2 separate regions of the Homo sapiens genome follow, and region 2 is linked to region 1. A link is a loop called in an ENCODE intact Hi-C map of the cell type or tissue named here. Cell type or tissue: Calu3. All regions are shown on one strand. Each heading gives the region's core, and the rest is flanking DNA. Links, peaks and the distances in the headings are about the cores only. Region 1 overlaps LOC105373285 (a long non-coding RNA gene). Region 2 has its middle 510 kb from the start of SH3BGRL.

Evidence for each region. Peaks named below come from ENCODE experiments on the same cell type or tissue, not always from the same donor. Only the 100,000 strongest peaks of a DNase experiment are listed, where the experiment ranks them.
Region 2: it touches region 1 in a loop (3-fold over the local background); 1 of 110 quality-filtered maps calls a loop at or near these places.

The regions. Positions count from the first base shown.
Region 1 is chrX:81,489,993-81,494,405 of GRCh38, forward strand. The region is part of intron 3 of LOC105373285 (a long non-coding RNA gene); the gene reads left to right. Among named protein-coding and RNA genes, the nearest start is that of SH3BGRL, 290 kb to the left of the region's middle. In Calu3, for the core only: no CTCF peak of the experiment used is centred there; no DNase peak of the experiment used is centred there.
Region 2 is chrX:81,706,383-81,710,795 of GRCh38, forward strand. No RefSeq gene overlaps it. Among named protein-coding and RNA genes, the nearest start is that of SH3BGRL, 510 kb to the left of the region's middle. In Calu3, for the core only: no CTCF peak of the experiment used is centred there; a DNase peak (open chromatin) is centred at 2,319.

The DNA.
Region 1 (4,413 bases), core at 196-4,195:
CTCCTGTGCCTTTATTCCCTATTAGCTATTAAGTTCTTGAGGACAGGGAAAATAAATTCAAACATTTCATAAATAACTAAGTTTATACATTTTGATTTTTTTCACAGTGGGTTTTATTTTAGACTTTTTATAAACAAGAAAATAAAATGAAATACTTAGAACCTCTTCTGATTTTCTGATTTTCACCACAAGAGGGAACCATCAGAATTTATATCACAGAGGACAAAAAAAAAAAAAAAAAAAAATTGAAGCCAAGGCTGTGAGAATTGAGACAATTTTCAATAGTACTCAAGTAAATAAATACTGAATAAAAATTTATTATGTATTTCTTGGAACAGAAAAAGGGACTTGAACTTTCGGTGTTCTAGGCCTGTATCTCCTGTTTTAAATTAACACCATGTTTGTTTTTCAGGGGATATTTTGTAGGACAGATCAATATAGTTTTATATAAAATGTTTAAAGTAAATATTGAGTGTTTCAAAAAGTAAAACACACTTATTGTCAGTCTCACCAGAAGGATCTTCATAGTTACTGTTTTTAAACTTTTTTTTATTATTCTGACATCTAAAACAGAAAATCCTTAAAACTTTCTCACAAAATGGGACCCTATGAATTATCACCAATTTTCTTAGTTTAGGAAAATCCAGAAAAGCTAAAAAGCTGCCTCTTCCAAATGTTTAGAAAGTGAAATGCCTTTTTATAACTTTAATGAAGGCATTATTAATTTGAATGGTCCAATCAGATCATATCAACTGATATTTATTTCTTTCCTTTTTTTAACCATTGAACAAGTAATTATTGAATGCTTATCAATTGCAAGGCACTACTTTTAAAAGACACAGAAAGATAAATACCAGATGATCTCACTCATATATGTAATCTTAAAAAGTTAATCTCAGGGAAGTACGGTAGAATGGTGGTTACAGAGGCTAGGGTGGTTAGGAGGAAGGGGAGGTAGGGGAGATGTTGGTCGGAAGATAGGAAGAATATATTCAAGAGATCTATTGTACAACAAGGCGACTATATTTAACCATAATATACTGTATTCTTGACAAACGCTAAGGGAGTACATGTTAAGTGTTCTCATCACAAAAATGAGAGCAATGTGAGGTAATACATTACTAGCTAGATTTAACCATTAGTCAACTTATGTAAGCTTCAAAACATCATGTTGTACATGATAAATATATACAGTTTTATCAAAAGGAAAAAAATGAATTAAATAATATAAAGGCACAAAGAAATAACTTACCATTCTAGAATTCCTTGGATTCCTGACCTTCTGCTAGTTCTGCTTTGCCATTCCTCATCTTTGGGAAATACTCATTTTGTGCATATATACCTGGACCTCTCAAAGTTGCTCAAAAATGTCACAAAGCTTATATCTTTGTTCCATTACAAACGCATGCCATTTAAAATATAATAGCATTTTTTGCAAAGAAATAAGACTTTTTAATAATAAAGTCCATAAGCTGATGACATGAGGGCCAGATTTGACCTACAGACTTTCAAATTTTGGATTTTTTGCCTAACAGTCCGAATGTTCTAGTTTTCCTAAAAAAGAAAATTCTGGCAGCACTGAGTTTCTAATTAATTAATGACAACAGTTGGCAGGAGTTGAAAAGTCATTGTAACCTTTAGATAGAACATTGTCTTTCTAATATTTCAGTTCCAAGAAATATCTACTGGATGATACTTGAGTCACTTAGCTCATTTTTATGACTATTCTGGCCATTGTAAGCTGTTTACTGTTCTCTAGTTTATATGTTGTCTCAGTATACCATCAGTGGCCAGTCCTCTCAAGATGATAACTCAGCACTCTTAACCAATGACCAATATCTTTTTTAGGAAATGAAGGTGAGATATCTAAAATAGGCAAATTCATAGAGACAGACAGTAGATTAGAGGTCACCAGGGGCTGCGGGTAGATGATGGTAGTGAGGAGTTATTACTTAATGGTTATGAGTTTCTGTTTTGGGTGGAATAAATGTTTTGGAAACAGATAGTAGTTATGGTTGCAAAATGTTGTGAAAGTAATTAATGCCAAAAACTGTACAATTAAATATGGTTAAATTGACAAAGTTTATGTAATGTATATTTAAATACAATAAAGAAATCATCTCTGACCAACAGCAAAAGAAAACTAGGTATGAGCTCATATTGCTTCTTTCTTGTGCACCTCTGTGTTCAATTGTCCTTTTCTCTTTTTTGTCCATTTTACAGATAGTGCGGCAGATCTCACCAAAACTAGAGGCTGCTCAAATTGTGGTAGATCCCATCCATACAAGTATCCTCCTTGCTGCTCCCATGTAACCTAAAGGCAGCTCTCACCAACCTAAGGGGTGGCACAGGCAAGAACAGAAACACATATCAAAGTCAGAACAGGTTAAACCCGCAATCCTTTGTTAGTTCTCTCATCAATAATAGACTTCTTAAGATCAGTAAGTTCTACCCATGATTGAACTTCTGGTACCCTTAATGGCCAGCTAAAAGATAATGCCTCTCTAAAACTATTTCCTCTGTATTATTAACTCCCTATGACACTGCACACACCCTTACCTCAGCTCTTTTCAACACTACCACTGGCCTTCATCCCTACCATTCTACTGTTCCTTTGTGAACAAATCTCTTTACATTCTAAATTCTTATCACAGAATAATTTCTCTTCCTTTGCTTTAAAAAACATTGTTCTTTCACAGGATAAATAAAAATATTCCCTAGTGGATGCTATCTTTAATTTCACCATTCATATGGAATTGGACTGTGATGTGGAGATGGGATTCTCTTCACGTTTCAATAATTATTCTTTCCCTTTTATGTAAGAAACATCTCTTATCTTGATGTTTATACCACTTGATGATGTCAGTGCTATGCCCCTTTTTATAGTGCCTTGTTTGGAATGTAGAGGGTGGAGTAAAAGGAGATGTTAAAGATAAACTCTTCTATTTACTTTATCTTAAAGAATGGGTTACCATTATTTATCTAACCACTCACTTATGAAGATCTGATGTGATACCTTCTTTTCCCTTACTTTTATGTAATTCAATTAATTGCAAAGTAAAGGTTTTTTTTTTTTTTACCACTAAAGGTACATGTTGAATCCTATGACTTTTTCTATCATATCAGGAAATTTGTAATAATGCCACCATGATGCATTGCTTCTAATACAGAGTCCTTATATTTTTATCAATGTCTCTAATCTCAATTTATTCTATTTAACTATATACTGTATTCTTTCTCTTTAACTCAAAATATGTTTAACTCTATTCTAACTTTAGAATTATTTCACTTCATCCTTATGTTGTCTTTTTATTCACAGATTCAACAGATATTATTGATCATCAACTATAATCTAGGCACGGTGACAAAAACTAAGCTTGATATCTTTATCTCTTTTCTTGTTTTTCTTATCTGATACCTAGATTTGTATTTTATTCATTTTTTAACCTTTCATTTTTACACATATTGTCTTATTAATACACTCATTTGTTTCAATTATTGTCTTTAGGTATGTGACTCCATATCTATACGCAGCTCTTCTCTTGAGTTTCATGCTGTCATTTCAAAGTCCCTGCTTAATAACCTGCTTGGATAGTCTCAGAGAAACTTCAAGTAAAATATGTAGTCTGAATCAGGTTGATTGCCTGATAAAACAAATAATAATTTCCTAGATTCCAAATAATTTTAAAATGTTGGAACTATCAGACCAAAACTTTTACTTATTTATTTATTTATTTTTTTGCAGATTGACGAGGTAGACATTTATTTCTAGCAATTATCTGAGAATGTATAGGGTAGTGACAAGATATTCATTTACTTGTAGCAATTACCCTACATTTGTTGGCTGAAATAACTTTATATACTTAAAATTTTTTTCTCTATGTTTATTGTTCTTAAAAATTGCATTGAATTTAACTAACTGGAATGTCAAATTGTTGATGATACACCTCAGAGGATAAGCATTGTTGAGGTTGGAATAGGCATGAATCAAGAATTAATTCTAGTCCCTAATTTCCATGCAGCATAGAACTTATAGTTCATTGAATTCATTATAAATTAGTTTCAGTTTCTCCTAACACTGTTGATTTTATTTTGTGATGGAACTCTTATAATATGTAAATTATTATCATGATTTTGAGTATATTTTCTTTATGAAACTTTTATTTATTTCTACTTTTATTTTCTTCTACTTTTATTTTGGGTTCTTGGGGGTACATGTGCAGGTTTGTTACATGGGTAAATTTTGCGTTGCTGAGGCTTAGTGTATGAATGATCCTGTTACCTAGATAGTAAGCGTAGTATATAATACGTTGCCTTCCAGCCCACACTCTTCTCCCACTCTCCCCTCTCAAGTAGTCTCCAGTGTTTATTGTTCCCATATTTGTGTCCACGTGTATTGTGGTATTCGGTTTT
Region 2 (4,413 bases), core at 334-4,333, 220 kb after region 1:
CTGAATTAGCAGCACTGCTCAAAGGAGTGTGTCCATGATGCAATGACTCAGATAAGAAAGATAATGTTTCATTAAGCGAGAGATACTGCCTATCACTTTAAATGCACACCTCTTACAGGAAAGATCAACATTTAGTAAAGCAATGAAGAAATATCTAATCAGCCTTATCAATAATGAATTTTCTTTTCAGACCAGTACACAGCTTTCCTATTCCAGGGCCCCAGTGAAAGTCATATGCTATGAACTCCACTTGATACACAGTTTTAGCAACTAAAATGAGTGTCTATTGGTACATTAGACAACCTCATTACAAGGGCCATTTCTCAAAGAGCTAGGATGTCAACAAGGAATTGAAGATGGGCCATGAGCAGGCTGACTAAACTATGTCTTTGCATAATTCTTTGGTTAATGATTCCAGTATACAATCTGTTTTGAAGAAGATACCAGTTTTAGGAAAAATTGTGATACAAAACAAATTGCCTTTAGTATTTGTCTGATGTCTCATTTCAGCTACTCTTTTTTTCAGATACTTTACTCTCTCATTTTGGCTATTGAATCTGAAGCAATGCTCTATTCTCAGGACGTCTCCTTTTCTTCTATTTCCCCTTCCTTCTTCATTCCCCACAAAATGTGTCCCTTATGTGTCTCCTTTCCAAAGATCCTTGATCTCTGCTAGGGGGCAGGAACAAGTTTGAGTTTGGTTGCCTGCTTATTAATGCATTATATACTACTTCTTCTTGGAATTTTATTATTTCTCCTCTTTGTTGAATACAATAATGTAACTTTTAACTAAAATAAATGTTCTTTAATGGTAGAAACATTAAGCAGCTGTCAGGCCCATTGTGGTGATGGCAGTGATGAATAGGATTTGTGGGAGGTACTTCTGGAATGAGGGCAAGCTTGATATACACACTCAAATATTCCGGTTTAGTAAGACTTGCATGAGTCCCAGGAATCTGTATTTTCCTAAGGTATCCAGGTGATTGTCACATGCAATTGGGTTTGGAAAGCACTGCTTTGTATTAGTGCTACTTAACTATTAATGTACATAAAAATTACCAGGGAATCTTCTTAAAATGCAGATTTTCATGAAAGAGGACTAGGGTGGAATTCTGCATTTCAAACAAATTTCCAGCTGATGCTGAAGCTGCTGGCCCAGAATTCACATTTTAAGTAACAAAGATCTGGAACATTAATATTTTGAAAATATCAATATTGAGGTTGATCAATGTTGACATAACACATATTTTTAAAAGCAAAAATGCCTGAGCATTGATTTTTTTTTTTCTGAGTTTGCCAAATGATTTTAATGTAAAACTGGGCTCAACATCGTGACTTTTTTTTTTTTTTTTTGAGACGGAGTCTCACTCTGTCGCCCAGGCTGGAGTGCAGTGGTGCGATCTTGGCTCACTGCAACCTCCGCCTCCCAGATTCAAGCAATTCTCCTGCCTCAGCTTCCCGTGTAGCTTGGACTACAGGTGCCGGCTACCACATACGGCTAATTTTTAGTAGAGACGGGATTTCACCATTTTGGTCAGGCTGGTCTCGAACTCTGACCTCAGGTGATCCATCCGCCTCAGCCTTCCAAAGTGCTGGGATTACACGCGTGAACCACCACGCAGGGCTAACATCATGGCTTTATATAGTTATTACCTCTTCCCCTGTTTGAAGAAGCAGATGTTGCTGTGAAATATCTGTAAATTGCACCTGAACATTTCCAAGGTAAGACAGGTCAAAGTTGTGTAATAATTAAGAGTAGGGGTTCCAGTTTCATTGAACTGGATTTGGGTCTTGTTTTCACTTTTTATTAATTGTATATCTTTGTGCATATTAATTCATACTAATAAGCACCAAAACAGGAATAAGAATACTCAAAGATTTATCTAGAATAAGGGAAATAATGCATATAAAATGTAATAAACCCTTAATAAATGAGAGCTATTTTTTGATATTACACTTGGTGCATACTAAGTTTTTTCATTGAAGAGCCCCAAATGCCAGAGGAAATTAATATACGTTCCTTGGGGAATGAAGATCTGTGGTCCTCTACAAGAGTTACAGTTCTTAGAAATCTCTTGTTTCACTTTTAAAAACATCATTCCAGTATTGAATTGTATCTCACAGTGTATATGCACATTTATCACAAAAATAAATTAAATATATGTATTACCCCAAAATGTTAAGAAAAATTGATGTAGCACGGAACTATTGCATAATTGTTCTATAGTTCTACAAATTCCTTTTGCAGTATTGAGTAACACGTTATTACCCTGATGGTGCGGTGGAGGCAGTAAGCTCAGACTGCTGCCATTCTTTATTGTGTGACTCACCCACCACAAGGGGAGAATGTGGATGAATTTGACCTACCCCTCAGCTGTCAGTCACAGCTGTTTTGACCAAGTATATGCAACTTAACCAGGCCTGCCAATTTGTATGTTACATGTTTCCAGAAATTTTACTCACATGTGAACAATATGGAATTTTCTAGACTAATCAGATTCTCAGTCACATATTTCAGCTTGAAAATACCTTATCAATCAGTAATTTGCTTGTAGTGCATTAAAAGGTTAGTAAGAAGATGCTGAAACTGAGAAGAAGTAAAAAACATTAAAGTGTAATTAATCGGAGAAAGAAGCTGGCTCAAAGATTCAGAAAAATTTCCTCAATAAAGTAGAATCTCTGAGCTCTAATAACATTGAGGACCAATTCCTAGTTTCCATGAGAAAGCAACACTAGCCTGTGGCAAAATTTTGATGTTATTAAACATTACACTTTGAGTCCCAGACTCTAGTTATGTCCCCTTTCCTCAAATGGAGATCCCTTGTAAAATTCTAGTAATTTTAAGTAAATAAACATTAACTTAGGGTTTACTATGCACCAGTCACTGAATTAAATGCTGTGGAGCAAATACGACACAATTTTTCTTTTAGAGGTTTTATTCTGATAGTATAGAGTCATATTCACAAAGTATATGGTCTATTCATATATGTTTATGTGTGTATGTAGATATACAACTGTGATTTCTTCCATGAAGGGAAAGCAGGGAGCAAGCTAAAGGAGGTGCTTGGGAAGACATACATAAGTGAAATATCAAAAGAATTACATGATTTAGAGGCCAATGAATGCACCTGGCAATTCCCAAACATTGCCACCACTAGTCATTCTTTTATGACTAAGGCAGGGTTTCCAGAGGATCACTGCTAACATGTAAATCTGTTCTATAAATAACATTAAAATTTTGTTTAAAACACTCTTTAGAAAAAAAGTAAATAGATTTTAAGACAGTCAGCTTTGATTGTAGATGAAGAATCAGTGAAGAGTATGCAGATGAAGTTGGATTAGGTCCCAGTGTGTTGTTTTGGTGATGTGCTCTGGTTATCAATGGGAAATATGAAAACACCATGAGCTTGGAGAGATAATAATTATTTTGCAATTTTGCATGAGTTCTGTCTACAAGTTACTCAGCATGTGCTTCAATGTATTTAGTATGAATCACATGGGGGGAGGTTTGAAGTTCAAATAAATTCATTCATTCATTAAACAAATATGTATTCATAGCCTACTATATATGAGGCAATATAGTAGGTGCTTACTCTGTGAATTATATAGACAAATGGATCTAATATTCTAGTTGGGGAGACAGAAAATAAGTATAGTAAGTCAGTAAAGCATATACTATGTTAGATAGCAATAAGTGCAAAAGAAAGAAAATTAAGCAGGCCAATATATAAATATATAAATATAAATATGAAATATTTGGAGACAAAATATTTGATGGCTTAGGGAATTTTTATTGAGAAAGACAATTGAATAAAATAAATGAAGAAAGTGAGGAAGCTAACCATCTGGGGAATAAAAAGAGCATACTAGACAGAATGCAAAATGATTACAAAGGGCTTCAACTCCTTGGCCTCTCTTCTGGAATCAATATATTTTTCCAGTGATTTATTTAACTGTCTTTTATTGCACAAATACCATGCTGTTTTAATTACAATAACTTTTTAATAGTACTTGAAATTCATTCTTCAAGATTATGTTGGCTATTCTTGGCACTCTGCATTTCATACAAAGTTTAGTTTCAGTTTGTTATATACTACAGAAACACATGCTGCTATATTGGTGGAGATTGAATCAAGTCTATTGGTTAATTTATGATTAATTGACATATTTACAACACTGAAGCTTCCAATTTATGAGCATTAGATCTTCCCCATTTATTTTTCTTTTTAAATTTATTACAATAACAAGGTATAATTTTGTGTATATAAAAATTTACATCTTTTATTAGATTTATTCCTAGTTTTTGTTTAAAGATAATTTTAATGAAATCACATTTTCCAGTTTTTAAGGGTCTGTAAACAAACAAATAAATGAACAAAAGCACACACATTATTTTACATTTAGATATACATT